Linked DNA regions of Homo sapiens: region 2 is linked to region 1. Evidence: read pairs that join two places in POLR2A ChIA-PET (ENCODE). Cell type or tissue: HepG2. All regions are shown on one strand. Each heading gives the region's core, and the rest is flanking DNA. Links, peaks and the distances in the headings are about the cores only.

What was found. Peaks named below come from ENCODE experiments on the same cell type or tissue, not always from the same donor. Only the 100,000 strongest peaks of a DNase experiment are listed, where the experiment ranks them.
Region 2: POLR2A ChIA-PET joins it to region 1 with 13 read pairs; 3 of 35 experiments call an interaction of 5 or more read pairs at or near these places.

The regions. Positions count from the first base shown.
Region 1 is chr6:113,640,098-113,647,997 of GRCh38, reverse strand. The region is part of intron 1 of LINC02541 (long intergenic non-protein coding RNA 2541); the gene reads left to right. Among named protein-coding and RNA genes, the nearest start is that of LINC02541, 6.0 kb to the left of the region's middle. RefSeq lists enhancers at 4,576-4,645, 4,557-4,851, 4,466-4,998 and a silencer at 4,557-4,851. In HepG2, for the core only: no CTCF peak of the experiment used is centred there; DNase peaks (open chromatin) are centred at 2,187, 3,007, 4,767 and 5,117.
Region 2 is chr6:113,302,175-113,310,074 of GRCh38, reverse strand. No RefSeq gene overlaps it. Among named protein-coding and RNA genes, the nearest start is that of LINC02518, 130 kb to the left of the region's middle. In HepG2, for the core only: a CTCF peak has its summit at 3,325 (motif pointing left); a DNase peak (open chromatin) is centred at 3,314.

The sequences.
Region 1 (7,900 bases), core at 1,899-6,898:
GTGAGACTCCATCTCAAAAAAAAAAAAAAAAAAAAAAAAAAAAAAAAGTTGGCCAGGGCTACAATCTTATCAGTTATCATTTTCAGGCTTTTTGGTTGTTGGCAGAATTCCGTTTCTGTGGTTGTAGGACTGAAGTCTTTGCTTTCTTGCTGGCTATCAATGAGGGATCATTCACAGCTCCTAGAGGCTTCTTGCCATTTTCTGCTACGTGGCCCTCTCCACAACATGGCAGTTTTCTCCTTCAAAGCCAACAGGAAAGTGACTTTGGCTTTGAATCTCTATTTTGTTTTAACTGCTCACCTGATTAAGTCAGGCTCACCCCAACATAATCTCACTCTTGATTAATTCACAGCCAACTAACTGGACACCTTAATTATATTTTCAAAACCCTTTTTTGCCATATAATAGAATGTAATTATGGGAGTGACATCCCATTGTATTCACATGTCCTGCTCACATTCAAGGAGAGAGTACTGTAGAGGGTGTGTACGTCAGGAAGCAGGAATCTTGGGGAGCATCTCAGAATTCTGCCTACCACAATGTGCTGCTTGGGGCAGAAGTAAGCAAGGTTAGGTAGCATACACACACGGGGGAAATTGTAGCTTTCAGCAAGCACAGTGGCATGGGTAGTACTTCCAGGGGTGCTTTAGTGGAGTTTTCACTTCTGTTTTCTAGTGCCATGTGAGCCAAAAAGTCAGCAGCAACAGCAGAGGTGTTTTTGGTAGGAAAACTGATGTGGTTGGGCATTTTTCCTGGGTTTTCCTTGGTAGCATTCAAGACTAGTTTTTTGGTCTTCAATTACATGGTATAAGCTACTGGTTATAAGTACTCTTCTGCTTAAACTATCTATAGTGAATACGTTTATATGCAATATAAATCCTTTATTGCTACAATAAGATCATCAACTGGACCTCTTTTTATATCTCCATTAAAGTGTGTAATTCTGCATTGTTTTTGTAAATTCATAGAACTTTAGAGCAGGAAGAAAACTTCTGCTTCTAGAAAGAGGTCTTTTGAACTATATTCTATGGAAACTTATAGCTCAAGTTATAATAATAGGCTTTTATTGGGGTGGGGGAGTATTCAATAGTCATGCTAACTTGGGATACATTATACACACTTAGAACTTACAATAATACCCATTAGCATATTAAAGACTCAGAGATCCTACAGAGAAAAAAATAACAAAAAACTAAACTCAACTATCTAGGCTGGGTGCAGTGGCTCACGCCTGTAATTCCAGCACTTTGGGAGGCCAAGGTGGGTGCGTCGCTTGAGGTCATGAGTTCGAGACCAGCCTGGCCAACATGGTGAAACCCCCTGTCTCTACCAAAAATACAAATTTAGCTGAGCATGGTAGCGCATACCTGTAATCCCAGCTACTCAGGAGGCTGAGGCAGGAGAATTGCTTGAACCTTGGAGGCAGAGGTTGCAGTGAGCTGAGATCATGCCATTGCACTCCAGTCTGGGCGACAGAGCAAGACTCTATCTCAAAAAAAAAAAAAAAAAAAAAAAATATATATATATATATATATGTAGGGTGAAGGCTTTAAACCATGCTAACTAGACTTCCTGACTCCTAGGAACATAAAGCTTATTTGTTACTCCCTACATTTGCCTGAGAAGTAAGCTTCAGTGAATACAAACACAGCCTCAGGAGGAAGCACAATATATTAATATAACTAGTTCTGGCAAATCTATCCATGATGTATCCATGAGACCTGTCTTATCTCTTTGAGGAGCTTGCGACCCCATGTATGTTCACCCACACACCACTCAGCAGAAGATAACTGCCCAGAGAGTAGGCCAAGGGGGATGTTCTCATGACTCAGTTACTCACATGAGCGCCCTTCCTAGGTACCAAGGCCAAGGGCCCCCTGACCGCAGGAAAATGAGACTTGTGAAATTAGGCTCCAGGACATTTTGCTTACTGTAGTGCAATTATCTTCCATGTAGACATTCTAGGCTTAGGATTTGATAGAAAATAAATTGCTCTAAAATAAGTCCAAAATTAAAAAGAAAAAAATGTATTAAGGTCACCGCAGAAGGCAATACAAATGGAGTACATAATAGAAACCTGATTCCTGAATCAGAATGCTTGTGAGCACATGTCCCCTGCATTCCATGATGTAAATCACATCACACACATCAGACCAAGAAAGATGAGCTTCCAGGAGGTGCATATTTTCAGCATGAAAACAAGGAGTCATTCGTGTGATAAGCACAGTTTATGGTCAGCTGGCTGGCCTGACACACCTCGGCTTTTACTGTTCCCCAAGGCCACATGGTTGCATCTTGCAGAGGCCAGGGGTGAATGTGAACGTGCCCAAGCAGCTTTAGACCTTGAGGCCCCCCTTTGCTGTTCTTGGAAGGAACTTCAACTGAATAAAGAATCTGGGCTCCACCACATTTTTATTACTGGGAAGAAAATTTCCCCTTCAGGGCAGAGAGGTACAATCACAAGTTAGACTTCTGCTGGTCTCCTCCCTGCTCCGCAGTTTTCTCGTCCTTTCTTTGGGAGACACATTTCTAAAAGGACTGGTACACTGGTCAGAAACGGAAACCAAAACCCCACAAACAGTCCTCATGGCAATGTTTTGTAGCCACTGAGACCCGTAAAAGAAATGAAATCTTGGTCAGGCGTGGTGGCCCACGCCTGTAAACCCAATACTTTGAGAGGCCGAGGTGGGCAGATCACCTGAGGTCAGGAGTTCGAGATCAGCCTGACCAACATGGTGAAACCTCTTTTCTACTAAAAATACAAAAATTAGCCTGACGTGGTGGCCGGCGCCTGATATCCTCAGGAGGCTGAGGAAGGGAGAATTGCTTGAACCAGGGAGGATTGCGCCACAGCATTCCAGCCTGGGCAACAGAGCAAGACTCCATCTCAAAAAAAAAAAAAAAAAAAAAAGAAATGAAATCGTAAACAAATCAGCCACTACATTAGTCATAAAGGGACTTAAACCACAACACACACCTACTACAATTCTATGGGAAAAGTTTCCACATATGTGCAATTCTCTGAGGTTTGTGGTATTTCCCATGGCTCCAACTGAGGAATGACTACAGTCATGCACTATGAAAGTCTCTCAGGCTTTGTGGAGTTGCATTTATTGCTTTTAAATAGTTAGGAAAAGATAATTTAGGAGTTTTGGTAATGGCATAAAGCAGTTTTGTTTTATTCTTACATGCCTCAGTCTGTTGAATAGACCATTCTCTGGCTTTTTTGTTTCAGCTGTTGAGCCTTGACTCAGAGGCTTGCAAAGCTATCAGGCCAGTTGAAGTTGGTTGTAGGGATACTCTTGAGGACTATAAAAAAAAAATCCTGCTTTTTTGAAAACTTGGTAATGTAAGCCTCCAAGAAATGGGACATATTTCAGCTTTTAACTATCCTGTGATATGTTTAGAGAGGAATAAAATAATTGGCAAAATACTTTCCAAGCCCTAAATATTGGCTTGTTATTTATCAAAAAGTAAAATCAGATTATAAATGATATTTTTCTTTATTATTAATCCTCAAAACTTGGCTGAAACTATATTTAGTCTATAATTGAGGAAATGCTATGAATATTTAAAGCACAAAGTTTTAAAACATAGTCAATTTTGCTTTGTTAGATTGTATACAACCAGTAGACACACACTAGATTTGTAGACACATATTTTTCTGTTTAGGTGATATGTCTGATATGTACATCAGGAAAGCCCAGAAAACTCTGAAAGTGTAAGTTGCCCAGTGCCTGTATAATGCTTCTTTTTTCAGTATTACACAAAAATTCACCAGCAAGTGTCTGGTACCTACTCCGCATTCTAGCATGACATGAAGTTCCACTAGTTACAATATTCTTTTTTTTTTTTGAGACGGAGTCTCGCGCTGTTGCCTAGGCTGGAGTGCAGTGGCATGATCTTGGCTCACTGCAAGCTCTGCCTCCCGGGTTCACGCCATTCTCCTGCCTCAGCCTCTCGAGTAGCTGGGACTACTGGTGACTGCCACCATGCCCAGCTAATTTTTTGTATTTTTAGTAGAGACGGGGTTTCACCATGTTAGCCAGGATGGTCTCCATCTCTTGACGTCGTGATCTGCCTGCCTTGGCCTCTGAAAGTGCTGAGATTACAGGCGTGAGCCACTGCGCCGGGCCTTACAATATTCTTTATTGGAAGAAATGTGGGTTTATTTTTCACTGGGAATTATTTGTGCTAAACTTATATTTAAAACGAATTTTATTTTTCAAGAGTAATGTTTCCAGACTTGGGGTAGTATAGGATGAGTACATTTCCACTCCTTCTCTTTCTTTCATCTAATGGCCTAAATTAATTTCAATCTACCAAAACCAAAATGAAGTTACTCCCTTTAAAATCCTGATTCATAATGATCCAAAGAATGAAAGAAAGATGTGGTGGGGGTTCCCAGAAGAATGTCCGGGTATTTTCCGAGTTATTACTGCATACTAGGGTTTTCAGTTCAAATTCTGGGAAGGAAACAAGAGGTGTTGATGGTGTGGATAAGGGTCCTCAATTATTTTTCTTCTTTTGTCAGTCTGTAACTTTAAATGTCTTCCTGGAGCAAAGCAGGAATGGCTGCTTTGGATTTCAAATGAGCACTCAAACAATTTTATCTGGCCCAGAAATGGACATGTTTTTGATAAGTGAATGAGGAGAGCTGATATCTCCATTTCAAAGGAGCTGGCAGAAGGCCAAGAGTCAGCTCTTAGGAACCTGGAGGGAAACACTCATAAAGCTTGCTGATAGCCCTCCATGGTTGCCTTGAGCCTGGACTTTGAACTCTTCACTGCTGTTCTAACAGGTAAAGCCCCAGATGCAAATATTTGGTTTGACTCTTTGTTACTGTAAACACTGCAGCCCTCAGGATGATGTGATCTGTAGAATTTGCAGCTGTTTGCACAGATGTTATCAAAACAATTTCAAATTCTACTTCCTTGTTATTTTTCAAGAATTACTAGCTTAGCTGGTATTTTGGGGAAGAGTTTTGGTAAGGATAGGTGAGCAAGGAGGTTAGGGAAGGAAAAATGACAACAATACATGGGGAGCCCAGGACTCTGTATACACATTCAGAAACAAGGTCAAAGAGAGCGTGGAGCAATCATCCAATGAATCCAAATTCCACATCAGCCCAGGAAAGGTAAATATCAATGAGCTCAAGGGGGAAACATCAAAGCTCACCTCCATCCAACACAGGTTGTTCCTCTTCTTTGCTTTTTGTCCATGGCCATGCGTTATGTTTCTTGACCACCTTCCTTGTTGCATTTTATTGTATCCTATCTTGTATTTGCTGGTTTCCTTTTTTAAGTAGACCTTTTTCCCCCTTATCAATGTAAATCTATCCTCCCCCTATGGATTTTCAGCATCTTCTGGGTGGTGCCATTTGGCATGAGAGCAGAGTTCAGCAAGTAGAAAGCATGAACTGTGGAATCAGCCCAGCTGCTTTCAAATTCTGGGTCTTTCACTTAGTAGCTACGACAATGTTGGAAAGTTAATTAACTTCTCCGAGTCTCTGTTTATCTCTCAGAGATAGTCATACCTACTTTACAGTTTTGTTTTAGACATTAAATGAGATAGTGCCTATAAGGCTCACAGCTCAGATCCAGTTCCTTAAATACATTTCTTTCCTTTCTTTTATTTCTTTTATTCCCTTACTCCAGAACTCTCTGCTCCCACTTAGTATATATACTTAGTTAAATATAAATCTATATGCTTTTAACGAGTAGATTGGAAGGTTTAGAAATGATGTAGTATCAGCTTGCATCATTTTGGAGAGACTCAGTGCTTAAAAAGCCCCAGCCATCTTCCCTGGATCAGGAAGTTGTGATTTCTTGCTGAATGTTTCTCAATATATTTCCTTTAGCTCCCCCGCTTTTTTTTTTTTTTTTTTTTTTTTTGAGACAGATCTCGCCCTGTGGCCCATGCTGGAGTGCAATGGCATGATCTTGGCTCACTGCAACCTCCGCCTCCTGGGTTCAAGCGATTCTCCTGCCTCAGCCTCCTGAGTAGCTGGGATTACAGGTGCCCACCACCACATCCAGCTAATTTTTTGTATCTTTAGTAGAGACAGGTTTCACTATGTTGGCCAGGCTGGTCTTGAACTCCTGACCACGTGATCCACCCGCCTCAGCCTCCCAAAGTGCTGAGATTACAGGCATGAGCCACTGCACCTGGCCTTAGCTCCCCTCTTTATGGATATGTTTACATCTAGATATAGGTTTGTTGAGAGACATAGTAAAGTGAAGAGTGGAGAAAGAAGACAAAGAGGAAGATGCTAGGCAAAATATCAATGAAAATAGAAAGCAAAGCCCTAAAAAACACACCAAATGGAATACACTTAAAATAACAAAATTTCATTTAACAATGTGATTCTCATAGCATAGAACCCAGGTGGAAGACTTGGGCAGACATGATCAAGTCTAGTGCGTGCTTGGGTGCTGAAGAATATCTGCAAATGTAGATTCCCAGTGATCAGAAAGCTGAGGGATAGGCCAGAAAGTTTAATAAATATTTTTAATTAATCCTGTGAACTAAAAATATGTACCTGCATGGCTGAGTCAGGAGTGTAAAGGACTTGTTGAAGCAGATTTTAATAAGCAGCATGGAGAAGCAGTGTTTTTTGAGTTAATGACTGAAATCTTCAGATAAGGTCTTATTTAGAAGATTTGTATATGATAGGTGTTTATATTCTATATATTTCAATAATGCTATGTATGTATATAGGTACTGTAATCCTTTTTATCAGCTCTATATGTTATTCAGTTTTTATTTTTTTCAAAGTTTTTTTTTCCCAATTAAAACAACATAAATAGCCTTTTTTTTTTTTTTTTTTTTTGAGATGGAGGCTCGCTCTTGTCACCCAGGATGGAGCGCAATGGCGTGATCTCGGCTCACTGCAACCTCCGCCTCCCGGGTTCAAGCGATTTTCCTGCTCCATTCTCCTGAGTAGCTGGAATTACAGGCGCCCACCATCATGCCCCGCTAATTTTTTGTATTTTTAGTAGAGATGGGGTTTCACCATGTTAGTCAGGCTGGTCAAAAACTCTTGACCTCAGGTGATCCACCTGCCTTGGCCTCCCAAAGTGCTGGGATTACAGGAGTGAGTCACCTCATCTGGCCCCTTTTTTTTATTTTTAATTTTTTTTAGAGATGGGGTCTCACTTTGTTGCCCAGGCTGGAACGCTGCAGTGGTGTGATCATAGCTCACTGCAACCTCCAATTCCTGGACTCAAGGAATCCTCCCACCTCAGCCTCCTGAGTAGAACTACAGGTGCATGCCACCACACCCAGCTAATTTTTAATTTTTTTGTAGAGATGGGTTCTTGTTATGTTACCCAGACTAGCCTTGAACTCATGACCTTGTGATCCTCCTGCCTTGACCTCCCAAAGCATGAGTGACTGTGCCCAGCCTATAAACATCTTTTTATTTAAAAAAAAACTTTAATAGTTAATTTTCCTAAAAATTTGAGAAAAACATTGGAAATATATCCAACCTGCTCACTGAAAACTCCCAAGGACTGAATGAATAAACTGCCCATTAGACAATTTTCCCTTCTCTTGTTCCCACTGGTCCTTGCTTACTAACCCTGTTAATTTTAAGTGTTGAGAATATAGAGTCAGAGATGGAAGGAAGGTGTATTAAGGTCCTTAAAAAAGAAGAAAAGACATAGGCCCATCAAACATGATAACAGCCAGGTGCCTATTACTATGGACTTTTGTCCCCAGAAATGGTTGCTAAGCTGCATTTCCAAGGAAACCACAAGGTATTTTGGCTCACATTTATCTGGCCAAGGAATAAAGTGCTGGTTGCTCAGGTAGGAGACCAGGCAGACAACTCAGAGACTTCTACTGGGATCTACTTCTCAAGGATACTGTTTGTCAAATAACCAGCATGAATATTTCC
Region 2 (7,900 bases), core at 971-5,970, 340 kb after region 1:
GTTTTATGTGTCCACTTGACTAGGTCATGGATGGCCTTGATATTTGGTCAAACATTATTCTGGGTGTGCTATGAGGGTGTTTGTGATGAGATTAACATTTAAATTGGTAGACTGAGTAAAGCAGATTGTCCTCCCTAAAGTTTCTGGGCCTTAGTCAATCAGTTGAAGGTCTGAATAGAACCAAAAGGCTAAATAAGAGAGAAATTCCTGCTGCCTGATTGCCTCCAAACAGGGACATCAGTCTTCTCCTCTCTTTCCACTTAAACTGAAACATCAGTTCTTCCTGGGACTTGAGCCTACTGGACTTCAGACTGGAACTACACAATTGGCTCTCCTGGACCCCCAGCTTGTTGATTGCCCATCTTGGGACTTGTCAGCCCTCATACCCTCATGAGACAATTGTTTATAGTAAATCTCCTTCTCTCTCTCTCTCTCTCTTTCTCTCTTTATTCTCCCTTCCTTCCCCTCCCCTTTTGTTCCCTCCTCTCCCCTTCTCCTTCGCTCCCCCCTCTCTCCCTCATTCTCTCTCTCTCCCTCTCTTTTGAATGCTGGTTTTTATCATGGAACTCCAGCCCTCAATTTTTTGTTCCAAGCAACAAGCTGAAGAAAGATGGAAGGGCTGACATCTGGCCAAATCAGCTCACTGTACACCTTCTACTACAACTTACTGGCCAGATCTTCGTCATGTGGCCTCTTTATCTGAAAAGAAAGCTGGGAAATGCAGTTTCTCAGTTAGATACACTGCCATTCCCACACCCAACAGAAAACAGAGTTCTGCTCAGGAAGAAGTAAAGATTGAACATGGGATAGACATCTTTCAGTCTTTGTCATAGCAACTAATGCCTTTTGGCACATAGTAAACATTCCATAAATATCAGTTGAATCAAAAATTTTAAATTTTCATAAAATTATGCATTTCTCATAGAATTGTAAAGAAACAAAATATTGAGCTCTGAGTTCTATTACTCTTCTCTGTTCACAAATTCATGTAGAACATAAATTCTAAAGAAATGTTGAATGACTTTTAAGTGCCGAGAATTTTTCAAATTATGTTAATGAATTATTGTAGAATAATCTTAGACAGCAACAGATAAAATTTTATCAGACAGATAATAATCATATAAATACATAAATTATTTAAATGTAAATCAATTTTTCTAAATTGTTCTAGCATATTTGAAGAGTTATCTATTTTTAATAAGTTCAAACATTCCTCTTTGGTCTTATGATATTATTAATCTAAGAAAAATGTTCTTTATTGGAAGTAAAACCTAAATTTCAGCCAGGGCTCTGAGTAATCATAAAATATAAATGGATGAATGCTATCTCATGGAAATTTTGCCTAACTAGATAGACTCATTCTTACCCTAAAATGTAAAATATATATATTTCAGGCATTTAAAATATAACATATGCTTTCAGTATTAATTGGTGATTAATTATGTTGAATATTTTAAGTTTTTTATTTTTTTCAGTTTTTTCTGAGCAAGACAGAATAGCAGAGCTTAATGATATGCATCTTGATATTCTGTGCTCAGAGAAAAAATGAGTCAATCCAGTAATTCATTTGTCATATTGATACATTAGAAGTCAGTTATACTTAAACACACACACAGACACACACACACATACAGCTCTTAGTGACATCAGGTTAAAAGCAAAAATGATCAAGCTATGCTCATTCATGGAAAAGAGATAACTCAATCACTGCAAAAATGACACTTTCTGATTTTGAAAAGTTCGCAGGTGGGTTGTCTCTGCTTCTTCCCTGAGAGAGTTCCCAGTGCGAGTGATGCACATTGCTGGTGCTACAGGTGCCAGTAGAAGGATCTCCAGGGCAGTAGAATCCCATGGCAACACGGCAGATAAAAATGACTCAGCCCTCTGCTGCCAAAGGTCTTTGCCAGTGTGTGAAGAGCAAGGATCTCAGTTGTAATTCAGTCCTTGGTATTAATAGAGGGGAATTGTGTTGTTCATCAGTAAATGCTGTTCATTCATCCTGCATATTCATTGGTCCGTATTCTTTTTCCCTATTTAACCAACCATTGCCATCCTTTACTATCCATCCCACAGTGAGTCTGAAAATCTGTGGTGTAAGAACTAGTCATTGCAATTAGATTATTGCTATGATCACATAATATGGCATGTCATACTTCAGAAAGAAGTGATAGAGTTACATAAAAAGTTCTTAATTTCTCAGATTTTGGCGGAACAACTTTCTGATTTAAACATCGAACATACCCATTAACTCATATATGGGTGCAGCACACCAACATGGCACATGTATACATATGTAACAAACCTGCAGGTTGTGCACATGTACCCTAAAACTTAAAGTATAATAAATAAATAAATAAATAAATAAACATCAAACATAAAATATAGATATTATCTTTTGAAAACAATAGGAAATGTATTTTTCTACCTTGTAATGCATTTCACATTGGTGATAATATTTGACTCTATGTAAAATGCCAGTGTTTCAGCTTGGATTACTTTGGTTCAAATCTTGGACTTTATTTATAAAACAGCATATGTTAATAGTACTCCCTTTGTCGCTATTGCTCCTTTTGATGCCCTTGTCATCAATTGGCATGACCAATGCTACCTTTAAGTGACAAAATTGAACCAAATGCTCAGTACCTTACCATTCTGTAATTCAGATCAATATGATGACACTATTTTTGATAGTAGCTCTAAACATATTTTGTAACAGAAACCCGATTTGAGATAATAAAACAAATGTAACAAAACTACTATCTAGTATTTTCTTTCACCATTTTGTCCTGAATTTTGAACATGAAATGATAACCAAAATTAAACTTCGTGAGTCAATTTGGCTAAAGTTTAGAGCAAAGTTTCAGGGTTTCCTATTATTTTTTTCATGAGAAAGTGACATATTTTCCACACCACTCTCATATCAATATCTTAGCAAAGGAGGTAAAATTTAGTGTTGCCCTTCACAGAGTCAAGTTCGACAAGGGAGTATATGAATGGAAATGGAAGAGACTCATATAGAGAAGTTGAAACATATTTTTGCCAAATAATATCCCTGACAACTGGGCTTTTAAGCTGTAAGATTTTTCACTGCCTCCTTTGGGATCCTCCATAACCAATATATGACTTGGCCATGTGAGTATTCCAGGCCTGAGGATCGACCCCAAAATATTTACCTTGCAGTTGATCACTCAAAACAGCTATGTTGAAGAATCACTACTTAACCTTACTTAAACAGTGAATCATTTCGGATTCTCGTCATGCAGTTAAGTCAGGTGAAATTAGAACAATAGCTCTGTTCACACTTGGGGTGCCTATTATTTCTTGCACTGCCCTCTGCTGGCAGGCTTCGTTCACCCAGTCTCACAGGTATGGCTGGTTGCTCCTTTGTCAAGGTCAGTTGAGCCAGCCTCTACTCAAAGCTGTTAAAAAGTCTCCTCTGAATTAGTGTCCTCATTCAATAGCTCATTCTCTTGAGTAGTGGTTCTCAAAGTGTGGTCCCCAGATTAGCAGCATCAGCACCACCTGCAACTTGTTAGAAATGCACATTTTGGGGCCCACCACAGACCCTCTGCATCATGAATTTTGGAGGTGAGGAGCAGGAATCTCAATCTTGTTGTAATAAGCCCTTCACATGGTTCTGATGCCCACTAACTTTATAGAACTGTTGTTGTCTTGTGGCCAGTGGTTAGAATTCTTCAGAAACATCCCTACCTCTAACAGTGATTTGCTAGAGCCTGACTTCCTTCTCTGTAGGCACAGCTTCTACAAACACCAGGATCATTGTATTTTCTTCAAAAGTGACACCGCAGTTGATCTTTTATTTGCAGTTAGTCCCTTATCACTCAAATTAACTTATATATTCTTCTGTTATTAGGATATAAAACAGAAAATAATCCTTATCAAAAGTATGAAAAGTAGAATAGGCTCTTTATGAAAACTGAAACAATACAGTAGTGTATGAAGCAGAAAGTATTTTCATCTTTCTCAGCCTTTCTCATGTAAATATAACTGTACATACAGCCTACCATGTCAATGCACATAGTCATCTCTCCTCTTGTTAAGATTTGCACAACCCATTCTGTTTATAGCAAAATCAATCCCACTACCTGCTCTTGATAAATATATATATTGTTTCCAAGTTTTAGCAGTCGCAAGCAGTGTTGCATTGAGCATTTGTGTTACACATCTCTGCTTACGCATGGATTTCTATAGTATAAAACCCTAGATAGTAAATTAGTGAGTCAAATAAAATACATACATGCATTAGCATATTTTCTTATTTTCTCTATTCTTGATGCTCTGGCATCTGGAGTGTTTCTGTCCCTGGACAGATTGCCCCTTCCAAGGTTAGATTATTCCTAGACATAGCAAAAAAGCAACCATTGGTTGGTTTGTATAGCAAAAGCACACTTTTATTTTTTTGGCCTAAAAGTGTGCTTTTGATATACGAATCAACCAATCCCAAGTCCATACTCTCAACCACCTATTCTGTCTGGTTCTTATACTCCAGGAGGCAATATTCATCTGTCCAAATTATCCCAGGGCTGGGTATCAGGCAACTAGAGATAACCCCTGTATCTCAGAGCCCACTGAAATTATTCAAACTACCCAGTCCTAAGACTGCACAGCTTGCTTCCCTTGCCTTGTCCATTCCTTCCTGTGAAGACTATAACAAAGGCTGTGTCCCGTGCTTTCCTCTTGCTTCTTCTCCCACCTGCCTGACCTGGGTGCTGCCCAGGTGGCCCTGTGTGGTTTAGCATGTCCCTTCTCTTGGGAACTGTGAGCAACAAACTGTCTTTTTGATAACCCTGTTTCTTGATCTGTTAGCCTCACCATCCTCGAATAAAAATAAAATCTTGGGCACATTTAAAAACAATATATGAAACACTATAGGGTTGTATTACAGAAAAGTTAAGGCCACAAACTTTGGTGCCAGAGTATATGGGTTCAAATTCCACTGTCTCTGCTTCCTAGTTGTATAATTTTTTTCTTTTTTAACTAGGTAAGCTATTGGACCTCTCCATGACTCAGTTTTCTCCTCTGCAAAGTAGGGAAGAATAATAACAATATCTACCTCACAGAGTCCTTGTAAAAACCAAATGTTAATAAACATAAAGTATTTAAGGCATAAATACTTATGCAATATATAATGCGTAATAAATACTTATCATCATTCTTATTGATTAAAAATGCCCACTTGACCTCAAAAAAGTTGAATCAATTTATTATTTATAAAGAACATTCATGAGAAGCTATTTACCTATACCCTTGAGAACACTTTATAGTTGGATAATATCAATATTTTAAATTATTTTCTGTCTAATAGATGAAAATATTGATCCTATTAGCATTGTTTTACTATTGGAGTAATAAAAATTTTTAGTTAACATTTGATTCTTTAATCTTCTATTGTGAATTATGTATTTATTCTCTTCACATGGTTTGGTTATCATTTGACTAGAGACTCTTACTTCAATATTTAAAATGGAAAACATTTTTGTGACTGTGGATTAACATTTTTATGTCATCTTTAGTCAAATAAACATTTACAGTTTTGTATGGCTAGCTGGTTGTTGTTTTTCCTTTATGGTTTCTGTCCTTTATTTATTTAAAAATTCTCATATTTTTAGTATTCTTATAGTAACATTCCTTTGCTTATAATTCAATCCCTCTGAGTTTTGAGCATCTTAAGACAGGAACTTATTCATATTTGGGCAAACCAATGTCAGTACAGTCAGACAAATTCCCTGAAATATTCCTAGTTTAATTGTCCCCAGCATTACCGCACCCCCTTATTGGCACTCTCCCATATACAAAATATGGAACAGAAACCCTTACCACAGGAATTTTTCAATAGAAAGTTCATATTTATGGGATATGCCCATCTTGAGCATGAACACAGTAAATTCATTTGAAATTTGAATGATCTTTGGTGACAAAGGAAGGCCAAATTGGTTTTCGTTCTGGCCCTCATTTGGCTAATTAAATAGATAGTGTCCTCTCTGGATCTTTTCCAAAAGTCCCAGTCATGATAACCATTTCCAAAGACCACAGGTAACCAGCTTACCAATGGGGCCTTCCAGGTTGGTCTTGTTTTTTCTCTCCTTTTTAAAATTAATACTAAAACTGTTGCTTCACTGCAAAATCATTTCTAGACTCACTGGGGATTCTTTCTAATCACTATTGAAGTCTCCTTTTCTATTGCATATTTGTATTAATTTATTAACTTAGAAATTATATTACTAATTAATTATAAAGGGCCTATCTTAGTAGGCACTAGAGATACATCAGTAACAAAACTCCCAATGGCAGAGATTTTTGACCTTATGAAGCATTTCTCTCAAGACTTTTTATGGTGTTTGGAATGCTGTGTGTGTGTGTGTGTGTGTGGTGTATGTAAAATAACGCAATGTGCATATAGATAATTGATTGGAAATGTTCACTGATTTGGATGCAGATAATTACTTCTCTTAACATACTATTACTATTGTTTATGTTTTAAAAAATATGCTTTATTTTTTAGAACAGTTTTAAATTTGCAGATAAATTGCACAGATAGGACAGAAGGGTTCTCATATATCTCTTTTCCATCTCTACTCACCCACACACAATTTCCCCTACTATTAACATCTTGCATTGCACTTGTTATAATTAATGAACCAGTATATTATTACCAATTATCACTAACTAAAGTTTATAGTTTACATTAGGATTCACTCTTTGTGATGTACTATTCTATGGGTTTTGATAAATGCATACTTTGATATATCTATGATTACAGCATTATACAGAATTGTTTCACTGCTCTAAAAATCTCCTTTGCTTCATCCCCCTGGCAACCATGGATATTTTTTAATGACTCTATAGTTTTGCTTTTTCCAGTGTACCATAAAATTCGAATTATATCATATATAGGTGTTTCAAACGGACTTCTTTCACTTGTGTTTCAAACAGACTGGTTTTATTTAGCAATATGCATTTAAAGATTTTCCAGGTCTTTTTGTGGCTTGACAGCTCATTTCTTCTTATTTCTAAATAATATCCCTTTTATGGATGTACTACAGTTTGTTTGCCCATTCACCTATTGAAGGACTTCTTAGTTACTTCCGGTTTTTTGCAATTATGAATAAAGATGCTATAACTACCCATATGAAGATTTTTGTCTATATGTAAGTTTTTTATCCCATGTGGGAAAGTATGATTGCTGAATTGCATGATATGTTAAATGGTAAGAAACTGCCTGTCTTCTAAAGTGGCTGTATGATTTTGCACTCTCACTGACAAATAATGAGACTTCCTGTTGCTTCACATTTTTGCCAGCATTTGGCATTGTAAGTTTTTAAGATTTTAGCCATTCTACTAAATATGTAGTGGAATCTCTTTGTTGTTTTAACTTTGCAGTTCCCTAGTTACATAACATATTCTTTTAAAATGCAAAAGTTATAGAAAAGATGATGTAATAAGCTGATATTAAGCATTAACATCACATTGTCAATTAAGGAGCCAAATATTATGTCTTTCCCTCTCTTCCCTATTCAAATGTTTTCAATGAATCCCATCATCTATAAGAAGATATTAATTTTTAAATATAAATTTATTTATTTATTTATTTATTTTTTGTGAACTAGTTTTAAAAAAATTCTTTTTTTATGTTCAGGGGTACATGTGCAGGTTCGTTATATAGGTAAATTCTATGTCATGGGGGCTTGATATACAGATTATTTCATTACCCAGGTAATAAACATAGTACTCGAAGGGTAATTTTTTGTTCTCCTCCTTTCTCCCACTCTTCACCCTCAAGTAGGCCTCAGTGTCTGTTACTCCCTTCTTTCTGCCCATGTGTATTAATGTCCAGCTCCCCATCATAAGTGAGAACACGTGGTATTTGGTTTTCTGTTCC